Regions from separate parts of the Homo sapiens genome. Here region 2 is linked to region 1. Evidence: chromatin loops called from intact Hi-C (ENCODE). Cell type or tissue: IMR-90. All regions are shown on one strand. Each heading gives the region's core, and the rest is flanking DNA. Links, peaks and the distances in the headings are about the cores only.

What was found. Peaks named below come from ENCODE experiments on the same cell type or tissue, not always from the same donor. Only the 100,000 strongest peaks of a DNase experiment are listed, where the experiment ranks them.
Region 2: a loop joins it to region 1, with 15 times the contacts of the local background. A loop is called at or near these places in 1 of 110 quality-filtered maps.

The regions. Positions count from the first base shown.
Region 1 is chr20:13,406,716-13,418,043 of GRCh38, forward strand. It overlaps TASP1 (taspase 1), which reads right to left. Exons shown (of 14, transcript NM_017714.3): 13 at 10,733-10,806. Among named protein-coding and RNA genes, the nearest start is that of ISM1-AS1, 170 kb to the left of the region's middle. In IMR-90, for the core only: no CTCF peak of the experiment used is centred there; no DNase peak of the experiment used is centred there.
Region 2 is chr20:13,517,404-13,528,731 of GRCh38, forward strand. It overlaps TASP1 (taspase 1), which reads right to left. Exons shown (of 14, transcript NM_017714.3): 10 at 11,030-11,108. Among named protein-coding and RNA genes, the nearest start is that of TASP1, 120 kb to the right of the region's middle. In IMR-90, for the core only: no CTCF peak of the experiment used is centred there; a DNase peak (open chromatin) is centred at 8,008; H3K27ac peaks cover 1,609 bases.

The sequences.
Region 1 (11,328 bases), core at 1,319-9,318:
GAGTGCAGTGGTGTGATCTCTGCTCACTACAAGCTCTGCCTCCCAGGTTCACGCCATTCTCCTGCCTCAGCCTCCCGAGTAGCTGGGACTACAGGCGCCCGCCACCATGCCTGGCTAATTTTTTGTATTTTTAGTAGAGACAGGGTTTCACTATGTTAGCCAGGATGGTCTCGAGCTCCTGACCTGGTGATCTGCCCGCCTTGGCCTCCCAAAGTGCTGGGATTACAGGCATTAGCCACCGTGCCCGGCTATTTTGAGGTTTTTATCATTCATGCAAGTTGAGATGATCATATGGAATCAAGAGGAACATATGGGTTTTCTCCTTTATTTTGGTAACAGAGTAAATTATATCAATTAACATTTTTAACAGCTTTACTGAGATATAATTCATATATCAGAAAATTCATCCACTTAAATAACTTTTCAATTCAGTAGTTTTTAATATATTTGCAAAATGTGCAATGTTCTAATTCCAGAAAATTTTCGTCACCACTAAAAGAAACCCTGTGCCCATTAGCACTCACTCCCCATTCCCTTACCTCTACCACTAATCTACCTTATCTCTATGGATTTTCCTATTCTGGACATTTCATATAAACAAAATCATACACTATGTGGCCATTAGTGTCTGGCTTCTTTTACCTAGAATAATGTTTTCAAGGTTCATCCAAGCTACAGTATATATCTGCACTTCATTCCTTTTTACAGCTGAAAATATTCCATTGTATGAATATTTCACATTTTGCTGATCCATTCATCAGTTGATGGGCATTTGGATTGTTTCTTCTTTTTTTGCTGTTATGAATAATGCTGCTATAAGTATCTATGCACAAGTTTTCATGTGGACCTATCTTTTCATTTTCTTGGGCATATACCTAGAAATGGAATTGCTGGGTCACATGGTAACTCTATGTTTAACTTTTTGAGGAACTGCCAAACTGTTGTCCAAAGTAGCAGCACCATTTTTACATTCCTATCAGTGATATATGAGGGTTCCAATTTCTCCACATCCTCACCAAGACTTGTTAATATTCACAATTTTTATCATAGCCATCTTGTTGGATGTGAAGTGGTATCTACTTGTGGTTGTCATCTGCATTTCACTAATGACTACTGATGTTGAGCATCTTTTCCTGTACTTACTGGCTATTTGTATATCGTCTTTAGAAAAATGTCTACTCAGATCTCATGCCCATTTTATGCCTTCTTATTGTTCAGTTGTAAGAGTTCTATATATGTTCTGGTACAAGCTCCTCACCAATTACATGATTTGCAAATATTTTTTCCTATTTTGTGGGCTTTTTTTACTTTCTTGATGTTATCCTTTGAAGCATAAAAGTTTTAAATTTTTATGATGACCTATTTATTTTTTCTTTTGTTGCCTGTGCTTTTGGAATCATATCTAAGAAATAACTGCATAATCCAAGGACAGAAAGATTTACTCCTAAGTCCTCCTAAGAAATTCATAGTTTTAGCTCTTAATATTTTGGTTCCTGATAAATTTTGAGTTAGTTTTTATATATGGGATAAAGGGTCCAACTTCATTATTTTACATGTGGATATCCTTATGTTCCAGGATCATTTGTTGGCAATGACTGACTTTTGAAATGTTAAGTCAACTGTGCATTCCTTGGAAAAACCTTATTTGGTGTCCACGGGCAATAATACTGCTGGATTTTTCATTCCAAAGTAATAACTTATTAAGCATCTCCGCATATATATTCATGACAGCTATTGGTCTGTAGTTTTCCTTCCTTGTAACATCTTTGTCAAATACTGAGGTTACCCTTGTCTCATAAAATGGGTTGGAAAACAATCCCTCTGCTTTGTTTTTCTGAAAGAAATGGCATAAGATTAATGTTATTTCTTCCTGAAATGTCTGATATAAAATGCCAGTGATGCCATCTGGGCATAAAGTTTACTTTATGAGAATGTTTTGCTTATAGAAATTCAATTTCTTAAATATGTAAATGGTTATTTAAAATTTTTTGTGTTTAGTTTGTTAAGTTGGTTTTCTTCAACAAATTAATAAATTTCATCCAGTTGCTGCCTCTGTTGAAATAAAGTTAGCCACTTAATGCCTACAGAATCGGTGAATGCATTACTATTTCCTTTTCATTCTTGCTATTGGTAATTTGTGGGTTTCTTTCTTTCTTTCCTAATCATTCTTTCTAAAGTTTTATCAATTTCACTAATTTTTTTTCAAAGAACTTCGTCTAGCTTTGTTTTTCTCCATTTTAAAATTTCTTTTCTATGTTACTGCTTGCATTCTTATTTTGATTATTTTCTATCTATTCTTCTTAAAGCTTCTTAAGATGATAGCTTAACTCATTTATTTTAAACTTTCTTTTCTACCATAAGTATTTAAGGACATACTTTTCCTTTTAATGTTTTAATTGCATCCTATAAATTCTGATATATTGTTTTAATTATCATTCAGTTGAAAATAATTGTCAGCTTCTCTTGGTAAATACTCCTTATGAACTTGAAAATAATAACTTGTTGAATGTAATGTTCTATAAATACCACTTTGGTCAAGTTGGGTCTATTATTCATATCCTTACTAATTTTTATTCAAGTCATTTACTATTGTATGTCTTATTTCATACTGAGAGAAAGAAGGATGTTAAAGTTTCCAACTATGACTACAGATTTGTCTATTACTCCTTTTATTACTGTCAATTTTTGTTTCTTTTACTAGGCACATATACATTTAGACGTTTTATACCTTTTTAATTGAATGGACCACATTTTCAATATGAAATGTCCTGTTTTATCTCATATCTCCTATGTCTGACACTAATATAGCCATACCAGCTTTCATTTTTGAAAATTATTTTATTTCTAATTTTTATCTCATTTAACTTTTTCTATTATTTTTCATCCTTCCTGGGTTTGAAATTATCTTTTAAATGATGTGAATATACTCAATATCAGTTATTTTATGTTTTTATTTTTTTCAACTGACATACTAATCATTTTATTGACACATAATATTTTACATATGTATGGGATACATGTGATACTTTGTTTCATGCACAGAATGTGTTATGATCAAGTCAGGGTATTTGGGGTATCCATCACCTTGAGTATTTATCATTTCTATACATATTGGGAAAATTTCAAGTTCTATCTTCTAGCTACTGGAAATATATAATACATTGTGGTTAACTATAGTCAACTTACTCTATCAAAAATTAGAACTCATACTTTCTATCTAACTGTACCCATTGACCGACCTCTCTTCATTCCCTCCTCCCACTCACACACCTTTCCAAGTCTCTGGTATTTATCACTGTACTCTCTATCTCCATGAGATCAGCATGTTTGAGCTCTCACACGTAAGTGAGAACATGCTAAAGTTGTCTTTCTGTGCCTGCCTTACTTCACTTAACATAATGACCTCCACTTCAATCCATGCTGTTGCAAATGACATGATTTCATTCTTTAATATGCCCAATAGTATTCCATTGTGTATACAGACTACATTTTCTTGATCCATTCATCTGTTCATATATTTTTAGGTTGATTCTATATACTTGCTATTGTGAGTAGTGCTGCAATGAACATGCAAGTACAGCACAGGTATCCCTTTGATGTACTGACGTCCTTTTCTTTGGATAAATACCCAGTAGTAGAAAGGTTGGATTGCATGGTAGTCCTATTTTCAGTTTTTTGAGAAATCTCCATATTGTTTCCCATAGTGGCTGTATGAATTTACATTTCTACCAACAGTGTATGAGTTTCGTTTTTTCTGCATCCTCACCAGGACCTGCTATATTTTGTCTTTTTAATAACTGCTATTCCAAGTGGGGTAAGATAATATCTCACTGTGTTTATGATTTGCATTTCCCTGATGATTACTGACGTTGAGCATTTTGTCACATGTCTGTTGGCCATTTGTATGTCTTCTTTTGAGAGGTATCTACTCATGTCTTTTGGCTACTTTTTAATGGGATCTTTTTTTTTAAACATTGAGTTGTTTGAGTTCTTGTATATTCTGATTATTAGTCCTCTGTCAGAAGAAAAGTTTGCAAATATTTTCTCCCATTCAACTGGTTGTCTGCTCATTCTGTCAATTGTTTCCATTCCTGTGAAGCAGCTCTTTAGTTTAATAAGAGTCCTATTTGTCTCTTTTGGGATTTTTTGTCTGTGCTTTTGAGGTCCTGGCCACAAAAATCTTTGCCTAAACCAATGTCCTGAAGTATTTTCCCTATGTTTTCTTCTAGTAGTTTTATAGTTTGGGGCCTTACATTTAAGATTTTAATCAATCTTGAATGGATTTTTATATATGAAGAGAGTCAGGCATTCAGTTTCATTCTTCTGCATATGAATATCTAATTTTCCCAGCAGCATTTATTGAAGAGGGCGTCCCTTCCCCAATGTACGTTCTTAGAGCCTTTGTGAAAAATCAGTTGGCTATAAAGGTATGGATTTCTGGATTCTCTACTCTGTTCTATTGGTCTATATGCCTGTTTTTATCATAATGTTTTGGTTACTATAGGTTTGCAAGGTATTCTGAAGTCAAGTAGTGTGAAGTATTCAGCTTTGTTCTTTTTGCCAAGGATTGCGTTGGCTATTTGGGCTCTTTTGGGGTTCCATATAAATGTTAGGATTGTCTTTTCTATTACTGTGGAAAATATCATTGGTATTTGGTCAATAGGATTGTTTTAAAGATACTAATTCTTCTGATCCATGAGCATGGGATGTCTTTCCATTTGTCTGTGTCCTCTTCAATTACTTTTATCAGTGTTTTGTAGCCTTCCTAGTACAGGTCTTTCATCTCCTTGGTTAAATTTATTACTAGGTATTTCTTTTTAGCTATTGTAAATGGTGTTGCCTTCTTGATTTCTTTCTCCAGGCAGTTCATCATTGGTGTATAAAAATGCTACTAATTTTTACGTGTTGATTTTGTATCCTGGATCAGGAATTTCCCTTAAGCAAGGTTTGGGATCTGAGCCCAGGTGAAACTCTAGAGAATTCTCCATTCTTATAGTCCAGGCACCAGCATTCTAACCACGGGAGACTTCTCTTTGTTTATAGGCAAGCCGTCAGCTTTCCATGTTGCTAAGGTGTTCGTTTTGCTCTTTGTAACCTCCTCCAGATTTCTGTGTCATGGAATATTTCTTCACTCTCTTACCCTGGCACTAGGCTTCTGTACAACACTGCCTGGCCCTTGATGAAGGCCCTGTACATGTTGGGAGCAGGAGAGGTTTTTTAAAATCTCTTTTGCTTTAATCCAGCCTTCTGTTGCAACTGTGTTGCACTTGATAAAGGACCACTATGCTTCCGAGTTGTCTTGCGGCTCTCTTGCTATGCCTCTAGTCTTTCTCTGGCCACTGCCATGTATTTGGTGAAAATCTTATGCACCTTAATGAATCACTCACAATTCTTTGCTCTGCTCCAAGCTTTGGTGTGTTGCCACTTGATGAAGGCCTCACAGAGAAAAACTGGCGGTGGGTATAAGCTCTCTGTGAATGGAGTGTCTCAGGATTTTAATCTGTCACACCAGCTCACACACGGCCATAAAGATTTCATTAAAAATTTGGCTGATTTGTCTTTATATACCTCTGTGTTGAGTTTGACTCCTCCTCCTGCTGCTCTGCCAGGGAATAAAGCAATCAGAGGTTTTTGTCTCCTAGGAAGGGCTTGTCTCTTTCTGGAATTTAGTTTACTTAGGTTTTTCTCTACCTAATAACTTCTCTGGATACTTTTTAAAAATTTATGATTCTATAGATTATGCAGCTCATTCACATAGTTGGGAGTAGAAGCAACAGTCTCTTGTAACTTTCTTCATTCTAATTAGAAGTGGAGTTTCTTTGCACTTCTTTTGATAACCCCCCCTTGTGTACATCATGTTTTATACTTAAGTCTCCCTCCTATGGCTTTATGTGAGAGGTAAGTTTTAAGCCTAGGAAAAAGCACTCAGAAATCTCATCTCTGCTATCCTTTGTAAATATACATTCACTAAGTTTTTTTTAAAGACCTGGAAACCATCTTCATGAAGATAAAACATGTTAGAACACAGTAGGTACTATATTGGTATTACAAAAATCCTACTGAAAATTAAGTGGCAACATATTTGTTTATGTAATCTGGAATGTTGAATTTGGAATTCTGCAGATTGGAAGCAACAACAAGGACTTAATGGGGTCTAGTCATCTGTATTGAGACAGATAAGGTTTTGCTTCCTCGTTCTTATCATATCATATCACAGGAAAGGCTTAAGGCAAGGTAAGGATTTCTTATTCTCATATTACAGATGAGGCCTCTGGGATCCAGAGGCAGAGTGATCAAACCACAGCTCACAGTGTGCATGGAGTGGGAGGGCAACCCAGGCTCCAACTTCCTGGCACTGCACCCATCCCAATACTTATTTATTTTAACTGCATGGCCCAAAGAACTAGTCAGATGTGCCAAGAACAGAAATCCTGGCACGACCTCATGAGGTTTCGAAGACTTCATGGCATTAAAATAGAAAATGTTAAAAACAAAATGTAAATATCATTGAGTTACCACCCAGTGCCCTGTGCTTTCCCTAGGTGAGGGAAATATGGTATGGGCAACATCTGTCCTGTTTCATTACCATGTGTCAGAGTATGACACAGGGTTTGTCACACAAGGCAGAGAAACATCACAAATAAATATTTGTTGAGTAAATTTTTTTTTTTAAGAAAAGCTGAGTAATATAACAAAAAACATCCCAAGAGGACAGCACCTTGATTATGAAAAAGCTTAGTCTCTCTTAGATCCCACTGGAAAACAAGGAACTATCATAGAAATATTTTGCAAAATATTTGTAATGGGATGTGTTATCTGAATTTTGGTCATTCTAGTCAGGAATTCAAAATGAGAAAAAGGCAATAGTTTGGGGGAATGTAATCATTCATCCAATGCAGACTTGGTTATAAACCAAGGGTGATATTTTTTGAACTGCATCATTTCAAGTACAAGACCCAAAGAACTAATCAAATGTGCCACAAGACCCAAGAGTGACATTTAAAAAATTTTTAATTTGAAAATAATTTAAGAATTACACAATCGTTCCGGGAAGATCTATACATCCTTTACCAAGGTTCACCTACTGTTAACATTTTGCTCCATTTGCTTTGCAATTTGCTGTTGCTCTATCCATCCATTCATCCACATAATATATTTTTCTGACCCACTGAGAAAATATTGTCCATATTATGGCCCTTTACCCCTAGATGCATTAGTGTGTATTTCATAAGAATAAAAATATTATACACCACAGTACAGTAATCAACTTCAGTAAGTTTAACCATGATAAAACACTTTTTACTAACCATATTCCAATTTTGTAAATTGACCTAATAATGCATTTATAGCATTTTTCTGATATAGGATCTAGTCTAGGACCAGTTACTGCATTTAGTTGTCACATCTCTTTAGAATTATTTCCTCTGGAACATTTCTGCAGCCTGTCTTTTATGACATTGACATTATTGAAGAACACGTTTCTTTCTTTCTTTCTTCACAGAATGTTCCTCATTTTAAATGTGTCTGATGTTTCTTCACAGTTAGGTTCAGGTTATACATTTCCAGATGGAATACTACACAAGTGATACTGTATCCTCAAGTTATCATAGCCAGAGGCACATATTGTCCATCTGCCCCTCATTGGTGGTATTAATTCTGATCACATGGTCAAGGTGTTGCCTGGTTTCTCCATTATATAGTTATTATTTTTCCCTGCAACTAATAAGAAGTCTGTGGAGAGACACTTAAAGACTATAAAATAGTCTGCTCCTCCTCAAGGAAATTTTTATAACAGTATTTTCACTGTGGTTATAAAAAGTGACCTCTACATAATAAAAGAAACCTAATTTCATGTATTATAGCTGAATAAGTTCCATGCCAGTTTTAACACCTGTTTCTATTACAGTAGTCCATGCACACTGGGTGTTTATTAAAAACTCTTCATTAACTGTCTGCTATCTGGGTAGGATACGGACAATCTGTTTTTAAAATCCAACTGGTACTGATGCCCTAATTTTGGCTCCTTAAAAATAAATCTTTATCTTATGTTATCAAAGCAGTTTAGAAATTAAATTAAATGATTTAATTGCAAGAACATTCTTTAAAAAAAAAAGACTTGTAAAAGAACCTACCTCTATTTATTCAAATTATACATGCATTCTGGTTACAATGATACTGATTATTATCCAGCCTTTTCTACGCAATATGATTTTTAGCTAAGCTTTAATTCAAGGCTTTAACTTGGGATTAAACACAACTAGCTCATATATGTTCAAATGGCCAGGTGGCCTCAGTTTCTGAGTTTGGTAACAAGCAGAAGGAAGACAATTTTTGAAAACAAGGGCACAAGTGTTTTAACTTTTAAAAATAGTTTTTAAATTTTAAATATTTTAAGATGCCTTCTTACTCATTTCGCTACCACGGCTCTCAACATTATGGAGGAACATGTTTCGGAAACCAGTCATGATGCTGAACAGGTATGCCACTAGTTAGTTCAACTATTCTTTTATAGAAGTCAGGAAACCAGAGGGAGAGGAAGGTCCAAAGCTTAAACAGAATACAAACATTGTTATAGCCCCTTTTCTCTTTTGAGCTCAGCCTCTCATCTATAACTTTGTCTTACTTGCAATACAAAAAAATTCTAGCATTTATAACAAAAGAGATAATTTTTCTTTTTGATCAATAAAATTCCGCAGCCAAATCATTAGTGTTTTTGTTTTGGGGTTTTCTTTTTTTTTTTTTTTTTCCTTGAAAGTATTTGTAGTCACAGGCTCAAAGGAGAAAGGAAGGAAGAGGGATTAACTCTCCTCAAGGAAGGTCAAAAACATAATTTACAAGAGAGGCAAGAGGACCAGCTGTATCTGCTGGCCCAATTGACTACCAGCTGGAGAATTTACCAGCAATAAGAAAACCATGTCTACCAGATGTCAAGCAATATAACTGGAGGCCAAATATCTTCGGGCTCATAGCAGGACTCTACACTCTTTCCTACCTATATTTCACATTAAATAGTAAGGTGTCTTTCACGGGCCACCAGCAAGGATAACAAAAAATTTCCACACAAGGGACTTAATAACATAATCATACCCCATCAGACTGGCTTCAGTGCTGACGTCCACCTCAAACATGCTCTTTTGTTAAAAAGCAATCTTAGTTCTGAATCAATATTAAGGGGACAGAGAAACTGAAATGGCTTCAAGCTACTGTTAGGCAAGGATTCTTGGGGTTTATCAGGCTTGTTTTATGTATGGGAACTGTTTTGTCACTGAGAAGAAATGAATCTGAAAATATGAATAATCATTTTCATACTTATTCATTAAACCTGTGCTGTTCAATATGGTAGCCACGAGCCACATGTGGCTATTTAAATTTAAATTAAGTAAAATTTAAAATTCAGCTCCTCCATCAAACTAGCCACATTTAAGTGCTCAATAACCACATGTGGCTAGTAGCTTCCCTGTTGGAAAACAGAGATATAAAATGTTTACATCACACAAAATTCTATTAGACAGTGCTGTTCTAAACCCTTAAATCACCTTTAAAATGGACAATTATATTTCCATTCTATATAAATTATGAAATAAAGCAATATTTTATGTATTCTCTTAGGAAACAGGTCTACTAACACAATAGGAATATTGTACCAGATGAAGGTGAAGCAAAGGGGGAGGGTGGATCTCAGCAAAATTTTCACAATATAAGTCAATCCTTGTCTGAATAAATGTTCTTTACACTACTCACAAAAGTTCTGTGGAGCTACAGGCTGGCTGGATAATATACAAAGGATAGTCAGGATAGGTATTACATGACAAATAAGCAATAAAGTGTTCTTTATTATATTTATCCTTTATGATTCAATCTGTAACAGACTGCTCATATCAGAAGTTTTCCTATTTTATATGTCAAAATGTGCAAAATAAATCATTTCTTTTAAAAACAATGCTGCACAACTTCACAGCTTTATAACTGAGGTACTTTAATGCCAAGTAAACATCACAGGCCACAGCTGTTTCTAAAAAATTTATGAACAAGAAGAACATGAGGCCAATATAAAATAAAATCCACAAATCATGTTGCTTATTCCCAGGCTCAACCATCATGAGTCCAGGGAAGCAAAGCAACTCCGGAGATAGTATGTGGATGCCTATGTGATTATTGCAACTCACTGAGCGACGAGTGCCACAGGCATGTGGGACATGGACAGAGACCTTTAATTCTGCCCATGAAGACACCAGGTCAGGGCATGACAGAACACACTGAAAGGTGAGACAGGTCATATTTGCAAGCATGTCAGCCACCTGTGCCATCAAACATGCAGGATGCTTTCTAGGGTTAAAGCTTGTTTGACTCAGTTTCCTTTATTCCAACACTTCTTGCAGAAACATCCATCTATGTCAGCTCATCAGCTTCACTCCCATTTTCTCTTCCCAAACCCCAGTTTCCTCTTCTCTACTTATTCACAATGGGCAAAAAGGAACAAGCTGGGGGCTGTGGGGGAAAGTGGGCAGGCTCCTCCTAATGCTCCCCTGCTGTGTCACCAAAAGCAAAATAGATATGCTGGTTTTCTCTGGAGCTGTTAGCATTGTTAACTGTTCTTATTCGGATGCTTATGAAGACCACAAAGCTACTGCCCAAAAAAAGCTGAAAAAATTCATCCACATCAACTTAGCTGGTTAGAGGTTTATGCGATGGCTACAAGGTTTTCAGGTTATGACCGTTTTTTCCCACTTACCTTGGCTTTCCCATCCTGGGCTGACATATATCCGACACACATGCTCTCCGTCGTGTGGCTCCACAGAAATTCCACTGCCATAAAAGAGAACACAAATAGGCACATTCAGATCACAGATGGAAAATAAATCTTTGCTTTTTAATAGAACAGTTAAAGATAGCTTTATATTTAACACACTCAGTTCCCCACTTTCCATTTGCTTGTTCATAAATGTCAAGATGATTTATCACTAAAACTGTGTAATGCCATTTACTGTGAAATGAAAAATGTATCTCTTTCCTGTCAAAAGTTATGATTATTACATGTAAAATAAATGCTCTTCTGTTTGACTCTTGTAACATTAAATGCACACACACACACTCGTACATACGGTACACAGTGATTTTGTAAATGTAATATTCCATAGTGTGTTTTATTTTAAAACACGTGCATGCACACACACACACATACACACACACCAGGTCTTAATTTCTTTCCTTATTGAGACGGAGTTTCACTCTTGTTGTCCAGGCTTGAGTGCAATGGCGCAATCCCAGCTCATTGCAGACTCTGCCTCGCAGGTTCAAGTGATTTTCCTGCCTCAGCCTCCTGAGTAG
Region 2 (11,328 bases), core at 1,009-9,008, 110 kb after region 1:
TATGTTTGGAAGAATAATAATACATAAAAATGTTCATTATAAAATATTAAATGAACAAAGTACAATACAAGCTAAGCAGTATTTCCGCTTTTGTTTAATGGCAAAAATCCACCGAAAATATTAATAGTGACTACCACAGGATGGCAAAAATTATCAGTTTCATTTCCCAAATCCTATCAATGAGCATGCATTATTTCACAATCAGGAAAAAAATCTACTCATTTAAAATCTCTAAGATACAAGTAACATGTCGCACTGAATGAAAGGAAGAAATCCACTCATTTAAAATCTCTAAGATATATCAATTGCTGTCACATTGAACTGGTTTCTTAGAAAATCATCTGGCATAATTCAGAATTCTACATAATTGCATACCATCAGTGACTTTACTTATATAAAAAGCAAGAAGCAATATATTAAAAGTTAATCAGATATGAAGTGACCTAATTAGAGTATGCAATAAACTCAGAATAGAATTCCCATCCCAGATAATTACTTCAGTTCTTAGAAATGTGCTGGTAGTTTATATACTCTGTTATCTGTAAATGAATATTATTTTTCCCACCCCCAACAACCAAACAGTCCAAAGAGTTAAGTGCTTTTAAGATGACAATGTTTACAAACATTAGGGTTTTATCTAGGCTCACATCTAGAAGTCATAATTCACAAAAAGATTTCCCATGGCATTATTCCTAACCCCACATATTATGTCTCAAATTATTTCAGCTCCAGTGGCAGCTCCTCAGCATTCTAAGAATCTCATTGAGAGTGACAAAAATTATGAAGGTTTATTCTTTCATAAGGACAAGAAACTTCTGAGAAGCCAGTGTCAGCCTGCCCAACAAGGCAGATTAAGGAATCAAAGTGGACTAAAGAGTCTGGATGTCACCAACAGGACTAAGAGCAATGTATTTAACTCCTTGACTAGTTTTGCCTCTCAGCGTCTGGATCATTCCTCATCATGCCAGAACACTCTCAGAGAAGAAAGAGCTATCTTCATGTATCTTCTAAAAGTATGATCATCTCCCTACTCAAGAGTCCCCCTTTCATACAAAAGAAAATGTCTAAACACCACGACCTAAGTCCCCAAATTAAGCCCCAAACACCTCAGACTCAATCATCTTCTTCAGGCATCCTCTGCTCTTATCAAGAATATACCACTCTTAGCCCCTCATTTGCCTTCCTCTCAGCCTTCACTCATCCGGGCTTCACTGGCTTACCCCACCACAATGTATTTGTTTGTCATTCATATTCATTCACACTCATTCAGCAGTTGTAGGTAATAAGCAACATTCACACATCAACGAACAAAGCTGATGAAAATCCCAACCCCTAAGGAATTTAGAGCAGGGTAGAAAATAAAAAGAAAATAGCCAAGAGCTAAAAATAGAACCACCATTTGACCCAGCAATCCCATTACTGGGTATATACTCAAAGGAAAATAAATTGTTCTACCAAAAAGACAAGGCACTCACATGTCCATCATAGTATTATTCACTATAGCAAAGACCTGGAATCAACCTAGATGCCCATCAGTGGTGAATTAACAAATAAAATGTGGTACATATACACCATAGAACACTACACAGCCACAGAAAAGAACAAAAAAAATATCCCTTGCAGCAACATGGATGTAGTTGGAGGTCATTATCCTAAGCAAATTAATGCAGAAACAGAAAACCAAATACCCTATATTCTCACTTATATGTGGCAGCTACACATTGGGTACACATGGACATAAAGATAGGAACAATAGACAATGAGGACTACTAGAGTGCGGAGGAAAGAAGAGGCACAAGGGTTGAAAAACTATCTATTGGGTACTACACTCATGACCTGGGTGATAGGATCAATCGTACCACAACCTCAGTATCATGCGATATATTCATGTAACAAACCTGCAAATGTACCCATGAATCTACAGTAAAAGTTGAAATTAAAAGAAAGAAAAAGAAATAAAGGACAACTCAAATTAGAAAATAAAACCGATCCAGCAGCACATCAAAAAGCTTATCCACCATGATCAAGTGGGCTTCATCCCTGGGATGCAAGGCTGGTTCAACATACGAAAATCAATAAATGTAATCCAGCATATAAACAGAACCAATGACAAAAACCATATGATTATCCCAACAGATGCAGAAAAGGCCTTTGACAAAATTCAACAACCCTTCATGCTAAAAACTCTCAATAAATTAGGTACTGATGGGAAGTATCTCAAAATAATAAGAGCTATCTATGACAAACCCACAGCCAATATCGTACTGAATGGGCAAAAACTGGAAGCATTCCCTTTGAAAATTGGCACAAGACAGGGATGCCCTCTCTCACCACTCCTATTTAACATAGTGTTGGAAGTTCTGGCCAGGGCAATCAGGCAGGAGAAGGAAATAAAGGATATTCAATTATGAAAAAAGGAAGTCAAATTGTCCCTGTTTGCAGATGACATGATTGTATATCTAGAAAACCTCATTGTCTCAGCCCAAAATCTCCTTAAGCTGGTAGGCAACTTCAGCAAAGTCTCAGGATACAAAATCAATGTGCAAAAATCACAAGCATTCTTATACACCAATAACAGACAAACAGAGAGCCAAATCATGAGTGAACTCCCATTCACAATTGCTTCAAAGAGAATAAAATAGCTAGGAATCCAACTTACAAGGGAAGTGAAGGACCTCTTCAAGGAGAACTACAAACCACTGCTCAATGAAATAAAACAGGATACAAACAAATGAAAGAACATTCCATGCTCATGGGTAGGAAGAATCAATATCGGGAAAATGGCCATACTGTCCAAGGTAATTTATAGATTCAATGCCATCCCCATCAAGCTACCAATGACTTTCTTCACAGAATTGGAAAAAACTACTTTAAAGTTCATATGAAACCAAAAAAGAGCCCACATTGCCAAGTCAATCCTAAGCCAAAAGAACAAAGCTGGAGGCATCTCGCTACCTGACTTCAAACTATATTATAAGACTACAGTAACCAAAACAGCACGGTACTGGTACCAAAACAGAGATATAGACCAATGGAACAGAACAGAGCCCTCAGAAACAATGCCACATATCTACAACCATCTGGTCTTTGACAAACCTGACAAAAACAAGAAATGGGGAAACGATTCCCTATTTAATAAATGGTGCTGGGAAAACTGGCTAGCCGTATGTAGAAGGCTGAAACTGGATCCCTTCCTTACACCTTATACAAAAATTAATTCAAGATGGATCAAAGACTTAACTGTTAGACCTGAAACCATAAAAACCATATAAGAAAACCTAGGCAATACCATTCAGGACATAGGCAAGGGCAAGGACTTCATGTCTAAAACACCAAAAGCAATGGCAACAAAAGCCAAAATTGACAAATGGGATCTAATTAAACTAAAGAGCTTCTGCACAGCAAAAGAAACTACTATCAGAGTGAACAGGCAACCTATAGAATGGGAGAAAATTTTTGCAATCTACTCATCTGACAAAGGGCTAATATCCAGAATCTACAATGAACTCCAACAAATTTACAAGAAAAAAACAAACAACCCCATCAAAAAGTGGGCAAAGAAGATGAACAGACACTTCTCAAAAGAAGACATTTATGCAACCAAAAGACACATGAAAAAATGCTCATCATCACTGGCCATCAGAGAAATACGTATCAAAACCACAATGAGATACCATCTCACACCAGTTAGAATGGTGATCATTAAAAAGTCAGGAAACAACAGATGCTGGAGAGGATGTGGAGAAATAGGAACACTTTTACACTGTTGGTGGGACTGTAAACTAGTTCAACCATTGTGGAAGTCAGTGTGGCGATTCCTCAGGGATCTAGAACTAGAAATACCATTTGACCCAGCAATCCCATTACTGGGTATATACCCAAAGGATTAGAAATCATGCTGCTATAAAGACACATGCACACGTATGTTTACTGTGGCACTATTCACAATAGCAAAGACTTGGAACCAACCCAAATGTCCAACAATGATAGACTGGATTAAGAAAATGTGGCACATATACACCATGGAATACTATGCAGCCATAAAAAAGGATGAGTTCATGTCCTTTTTAGGGACATGGATGAAGCTGGAAACCATCATTCCATCATTCTCAGCAAACTATCGCAAGGACAAAAAACCAAACACCGCATGTTCTCACTCATAGGTGGGAATTGAACAATGAGAACACATGGACACAGGAAGGGGAACATCACACACCGGGGCTTGTTGTGGGGTGGGGGAGGGGGGAGGGATAGCATTAGGAGATATACCTAATGTTAAATGACGAGTTAATGGGTGCAGCACACCAACATGGCACATGTATACATATGTAACTAATCTGCACGTTGTGCACATGTACCCTAAAACTTAAAGTATAATAATAAAATTAAATTAAATTAAATTAAACCAATTTTTTAAAAAGAAAATTGTGTAAAGATATAAAATATTAGATAATGATACTTGCTACGGGAAAAAATAAAACATGAAAGGGAGACAGGAAATGTTGGCTGAAGGAAGAACTCCATGTTTATATAGGATGGCTGCAGAAGAACTCATCAAGGTGACTCATTTGAATAAAGGTCTGATGAGGTGAGAGTGGGGGCTTGAGACACTGAGGGTGGAGGAGAAGCAGCAGCTTGACAAAGCCCCTATGGCGGGAGTGTGCGTGGCATGTGTGAAGTACTGCAAAGGAGCCACCGTAGCTGGAATTGTGTGAGCAAGAGAAGAAAAGCAAGAGGTTCTGAGGGGAAGCTGGGAAGTATCTCCAACAAGGCCTTATAGGCCCTTCATTAGGACTGTGGCTTTCCCATTTATTAAGATGGGAAGTGGCTTAACATTTCAAAATAGAGGTATATCGTTTGAGTTCGGTTTGAACACCAGTTGCAGGGTTGCAAAACAAATAAAGGGGGAATGGGGCAAAAAGCAAGAGACCAGCTAGGAGGCTAGCAATGATCCAGATTAGAGATGATGGCACCACAGAACTGTTGGTGGCCATTAACGTGCTGAGAAGTGGTCAGATTTTAAATATATTCAGAGAGGAGAGTAAACAAAGTTTGTTGGTGAATTGGATGTGCGTGAGATAGAAAAGAGGGTCAAGGATGAACCCAAAATTTTGACTTGAGCCACTGGAATTGACACTTGCTGTGGGGAAAATATTTCAAGAGAACACGTTTAGGGTTAGGCAAGAGCTCATATTCGGACATGCTAAATAGATGTCTGTTATATATACAAGTGGAGATTTTAACAAGCACTTGAATTATAACTCAGTTATGGAGAGAGGCCCAGGTTGGAGATAAAATTGTAGGAATCATCAGCACATAGATGGTACTTAGCCATCAGACTGGATGAGACACAAAGGGAGCAGGTATACAAAGAAAGAGAGAAGAGGTTCAAGGACTAAGCACTGAGGCACTCCAACACTGAGACGTCAAAGAGATGAGGAATATTAACAAAGGAGACTAAGAAGGAGCAGCCAGTGAGGTGGCAGGAAAAACAGGAGTGTGTGGTCCCTGGAAGTCTATTAAGGACAGTATTTACAGGAGGAGCAAGTTATTTGAGCAACCGTGTCAAATGTTGCTTATAGGACTAAAGGATAATCACATGACTTTAGAGGTAATTGTTAATCTTGACAAGAACAGATTGGTGGCGTGGTAGAGGAGAAGTCCTGACTGAAGTAGAATAAAATTGAGTGAGAGAAGAGAACTAAGAAAAATAATAAACCTTGAGTATAGAAAATTCCTTGAGGTTTCACCTTGAAGGGTTGCTAAGAAATGGGGAGAGGGCTAGAAGGAAGACTGGAACCCTAGGTGATTTGCACTGAGTCCTCAGTAGAATAGGGCTTGTATTCACCAAGAGTGCCTGTGACACACAGAGTACAAGAATGACTGCTGCTAAATAGAAGCTGAAGCATGGATTCCTGCCTGCCTTCCACATACCCTTAAAGAGCAATGACCACATGGCATTTGTCAATATCTCAGCAGTAGTCTCCCATTGGCTCCTGCTGTCACATAACCCCCCTCTCACAGAGAAGGCTGTCTCGTGCCCTCCTGACAAAGGTCTCTGGGCACGAGTTTTCTAACACAGTCCCATAGACAATCTCCCACAGAGGGACAGAGGAAGACCTCTGGTTGTTAAGTTGAGAAATCAAAAAGGAATGGCATATTCTCCTAGCCCTTGAGGAAGAAACTAATCACTAGCTCAGAAATATTGAGGCATAAGGCTGTTCTCAATTTTGGTATTTTTTTAATCCCATCTACCTTTGAAGCTACTCCTGGCAAGTCCTGACCACAACCCTCTCCGTCCTCAGGTTTCTAGAAATGCCCAGAGCCAAGACCTTAAAAAGCAAAGAACTGAGAAAATCAGAAATCCTTTGGCCTCACAGCAGAAACAAGGTAGTAGGTCTTTCTTCATGCCAGAATACTTTAAGGAGGGGAAATGAAGCCTACATCTTCTGATCTTAGTCAATTGCCATCAGTACCCCTGTACTCACTGTTTCCAGCACTTTTTGAGGCCAAAGTGGGAGGATCACTGGAGCCCAGGAGTTCAAGACCAGCCCGGGCAACACAGCAAGATCCTGTCTCTACAAAAAAATTAAAAATTATCCAGGTGTGATGGTGTGCACCTGTAGTCCTACCTACTTGGGAGGCTGAGGCAGGAGGATCACTTGAGCCCAGGAGTCCAAGGTTGCAATGAGCCATGATCACACCACTGCATTCACTCCAGCCTAGGCGACAGAGTGAGACTTTGTCTTTTTTTTTTTTAAAGGAAAGAAAAAAGAACTGTATAGACAAGTAACGGAAAAGCAATGTTAAGGTAAACCAAAGCATAAACTTAATCTCTTGCTTTTTTCCCCTCCTTCTGATCTTCTAATCTTCAATCTGCTCGTCCTTTCCATAGCCAGAGACATATCCCAGATATTTCTAACATTATGTATTTGCTGTGTTACTGAAAAATTATGTGTGAATTCAAATGTGGCAAATTGAATTATATTTTAAAATCCTATTTAAAGAAAGTCCATGGTGAATAATCTGTTTGAAAAAGTAAGCATTCTTCTCAAACAGGGAGGACCCACACATACATTTCTTAATTTTTATTTGTATACCGGGCACTTACCCTGTACAAGGCTGTTTGCCAGGCACTCAGGAGACACAAATATACCCACAGCCCTCTTTCCTCAAGAGTTTATCTTACTGCCTCAAGACAGTCTGAAACAAATTATTTATTTTCTAGAAAAAGCTGAGAATAAGAAAAGCTTTTACTATAATTTATCAATTCTAAAATATACTTTTTTCACATTTTTAAACTTCTGGATTCAGGTGTGTTATAACTGATGCATCCTCCCATGTAATCCTCCAGGCATTACATGCCTGGTGGCAGTAGTGACAGAGCTGCCACTGCCTCTAGATGCAAGCGGTTCGCATGTGTTGACCCTTCAGTTACGTGCCGTGTTGGAACTACATGTGTTGAGTTAAACTGTTGTTTAAAATGTGTTCAGAAGGATTACGGTGTGATACAGAATTCAAATTAAAAATAACTGTACACATAGAAAGGTATGGAAATGGCAATGAGGCATGACTTTGCTATCAGTGAAGGAAATACTTCTCACTGATGAGACATCCCTAATTCTATATTTTCCTGTAAAGCAACCACCATGCATTAAGTGATGAGAAGGCAGTGTGTTATACTTTAATTGACAGTCTTTTGTTTCCTTAGTGGTATAAAAATAATGGTGCATCTGATAAAGGATGATGACTTAGATTCAATGAAATACAGTAAGTATTGAGCCCCTACTCTGGGACAAGAAATGCACTAAAAGCTTTGTGTATGTCAACTTACTTACCCCTTACAGTAATGGTAGATATTATTCTGGTTTTACAAATAACCCCTTGCCCAGGCTCCACAGCTAGTGGGTCTGGAAGAGTCTGGACAGGAACTCATGTGCCTGCTCTAGTCTATCCCTAGCTAGGCAAATTCCTATGACGCCAGAACATTAGTCAGAGTTTGAAAGGTCAGCTCCTGTTAATCCACCCCCTCTCCCCAAGCCCTTACTCATTTCTCCTCACCCAGTGATGAGAACAAGATGCTAGAGTTTATCCCTCAGGCTAATGACCAAATCACCCATCTGGCCTTGGGAGAGCCCTATCCTAACCATAACTAACTATCTTTTCTCCGCCTTTCAATTATCACCTTCTAAGATATATAATCCTAAAATGCAGGCCAGGTCTCTGGATTTTCTGCAGCAGCCTAAGGCACAAGTCTTCTTTATTTTGGCCAAACAGTTGCAAAATTCAGTGCTCCACCTTTCTTCTGACTTGATCACCCAACTCTGCCATGTGTTTCCATTGTCAACTTCATAGCAACAGCCCCATGAGAAACAAGAATGAGGCAATCACACAAAGTCCAACGGACAAGAGGGACTGGAGATTTACTCTATCATCCCCAGGTTCTGTGGGCTGATGATGGTTAGTCTTTTAGCTTGCGAAGAGTATAACATGACAAGTTGGGTATCTAAGTTAAAAAGCTACACTGGATGTCATGAACTGGAAAGCTAGAGGTATCTTTAGACATATGAAACTATCTTCAACTGACACAGGATAGGCAAAAGAGGAAATATTCAAAAGCAATGGAGAAAAACCTTAATTTTACAATTTTAACTTTACCTACCCATTCCTTGCATTCTACTTAATAGAATCAAATCCATGGAGTATGTTCTTATTCCAACTTGCACATCACCAATTTTAAAATAAGGGTAGGGGACTGGTGGACAATCTCCTCGGACTTGGAAATCTCTTTTCCAAATTGACACAATCAGGCAGGCTCTCAGGATTTCAGTTTAGAATAGAAGCCAATTCTCCTAACATCTAGATATGAAAGTAATGTCTAAACAACAACCTATCTCACTGAACAACATATTGACCACAAAGAAAACTCTTATAATACATGATTCCAACTGTGATTTCTTTGAGACAATCAAAATGCAACTATGAATTAGTCTTTGCTTTGTTCAAGTACTACAATTTTCCATAGACACGGGGCCATACTAAATTATGTTCACAGCCTAATTTGTAAACATTATGCATCAAGGTTTTCATGTGCCACCAATATTAAATTAAAATTTAAAATTAACTCATATTATTACATTATGCTCATTTCTTCAAAAATGACTAAAAACAATTTTTTGACAATTATAGTAGTATGGATTCGATTCAACATTAATTCATTTTAGACTTCTCCTGATAGGCCAATGGCTCAAAACCATGTTTTTCCACTGATGCAAGAAATGGAGCTAGGTCAGGAGGCTGCTAAGATAGGCAGGCATGAGAAGATGAGTCTGAAAGAACAGAGTCAGGAAAGAAGAAACAGAAAGAAACCACAAATATGAGAGTGGTGCCAAGATTTCAAGTCTGAGCAAAGGATAGGAGAATAAGAGCAATGAAAGAGATAGAGGACACAGGAGAAAGGTGACACAGGGTGGGGATGAAGAATGAAATGTTCTGTTGAACCTCATGAGTCTGATATGTATACACAGCACCCATAGGAACATGCCCACCAGGAAGTCAGAAAGGACTCACATGCACCTCAAAAGTCCAAAGTAGATACAGACATGGAAGCCAATCCCAAGAGAGAACAGCTGAAATCATGAGAACAGCAGAAATAACAAGAAATCAGCAGGAGAAAGCACAGAATTCACCAAAGGCTCAACCCTGGGGCTGTGGGCAATGGGAGGACAGAGGAGTAAGAATCTATGAAGAAGGCCAAGATGGAACAGGTCAGAGAGGCAGACAAACCAAGAGGGTTCCAGGATCTATGCTACATGCAAAAGAAAAAGTCACTTGCATCAGAGATCGCAGAAAGAGCAGACAGAAAGCAGGACAAGAGGGCTACTGGACTGGGTGCTTTGTTAGTGTGGTGGGGCAGAAACCAATGTGATAAGAAATTGGAGAGAGAAAGGTAGGAAAGGAAGCCATATTTGTCCACTCTCCCGATAAAGTCTGATGCTGTTGGAGAGAAAGGGATGGGACTGTAACTTGAAGGATAACATGAAAAAGGAATGAATCAATATTATTTTGTCAACCAGAGGTATCATCACATAATGAGAAAAGGCTTCACGTACATCTGGCACAGGCATGATTAAAGTATGGAAATAGACAACAACCATTCTGCCTATTAAAACTCTCCATGTCCACCATTCCTCATCTCCTGCACACACGCACGCACGCACACACACATACGCACACACACACTTTGTACTAAATGATAATGCCTTTACAATATACATATAAAAAGAAGACCTGTATTACATTAAAAGTGTCGTTCAAGGACTGAATGTCATAAACTGTATATTTGGAAATGTACCTTGTAAGTTTTATGTCAACATTTTACTCAAGAGATTATCTGTTAATTTTTGAAATTAACTGCTACTTTTATGTCTTTTGTTATCTAAACTTGGCAGCATCATGGGTCATTAGAAAAAATATAGATCTATAAAAATATAATTAACCATAGTTAACTCCAGAGTTGTATTGAAAATGTTAGTGGGTCGGGTGCAGTGACTTAAGCCTGTAATCCCAGCACTTTGGGAGGCCTAGGAGGGCAGATCACTTGAGGCCAAGAGTTCAAGACCAGCCTGGCCAACATGGCAAAACCCTGTCTCTACTAAAAATACAAAAAATCAGCCGGGTGTGGTGGTGCACGCCTGTAATCCCAGCTACTCGGAAGGCTGAAGCATGAGAATCACTTGAACCTGGGAGGCAGAAATTGCAGTGAGCCAAGATCGCACCACTGCTCCAGCATGGGGACAGAGTGAGACTCTGACTCAAAAAAAAAAAAAAAAAAAAAAAAAGAAAATGTTAGCAAAGTATTTACACTGATACTAAACAACCCTTAAAACCTCGCAAATACTGAAGATCTTTCCCACATCCATACACTGTCATAGCACATGTTCTATGTTTACCCACAAATATTGCTTTTAATCATTAAATGATTGACAAGGTTGAAGTTATGAGAAATGGTTATGAAAGCAGCAAATACCTGAGGTACTCACAGCTGTGGAGTAGGGGTTATGAGCTCCAGTATTTTCAGCCCAGCAGCCACATCCATAAAGAGCAGCCTGGGGAAAAAAGAAAATAGATATAATATTTCAGAAATATCATATGTAATTATTAGTTTTCAACAGAAATCATACCCTCTAATAAAGCCTGGTTTAATAATGATGTAAAACAACTAGGTGATAATACCAGATGTTGTATAAGACATACGCACACGATGCTTTTAATACTATCAAAACTATGTTTTCAGATATTCCATTAATCTTAAAACTTTCAGAAAAT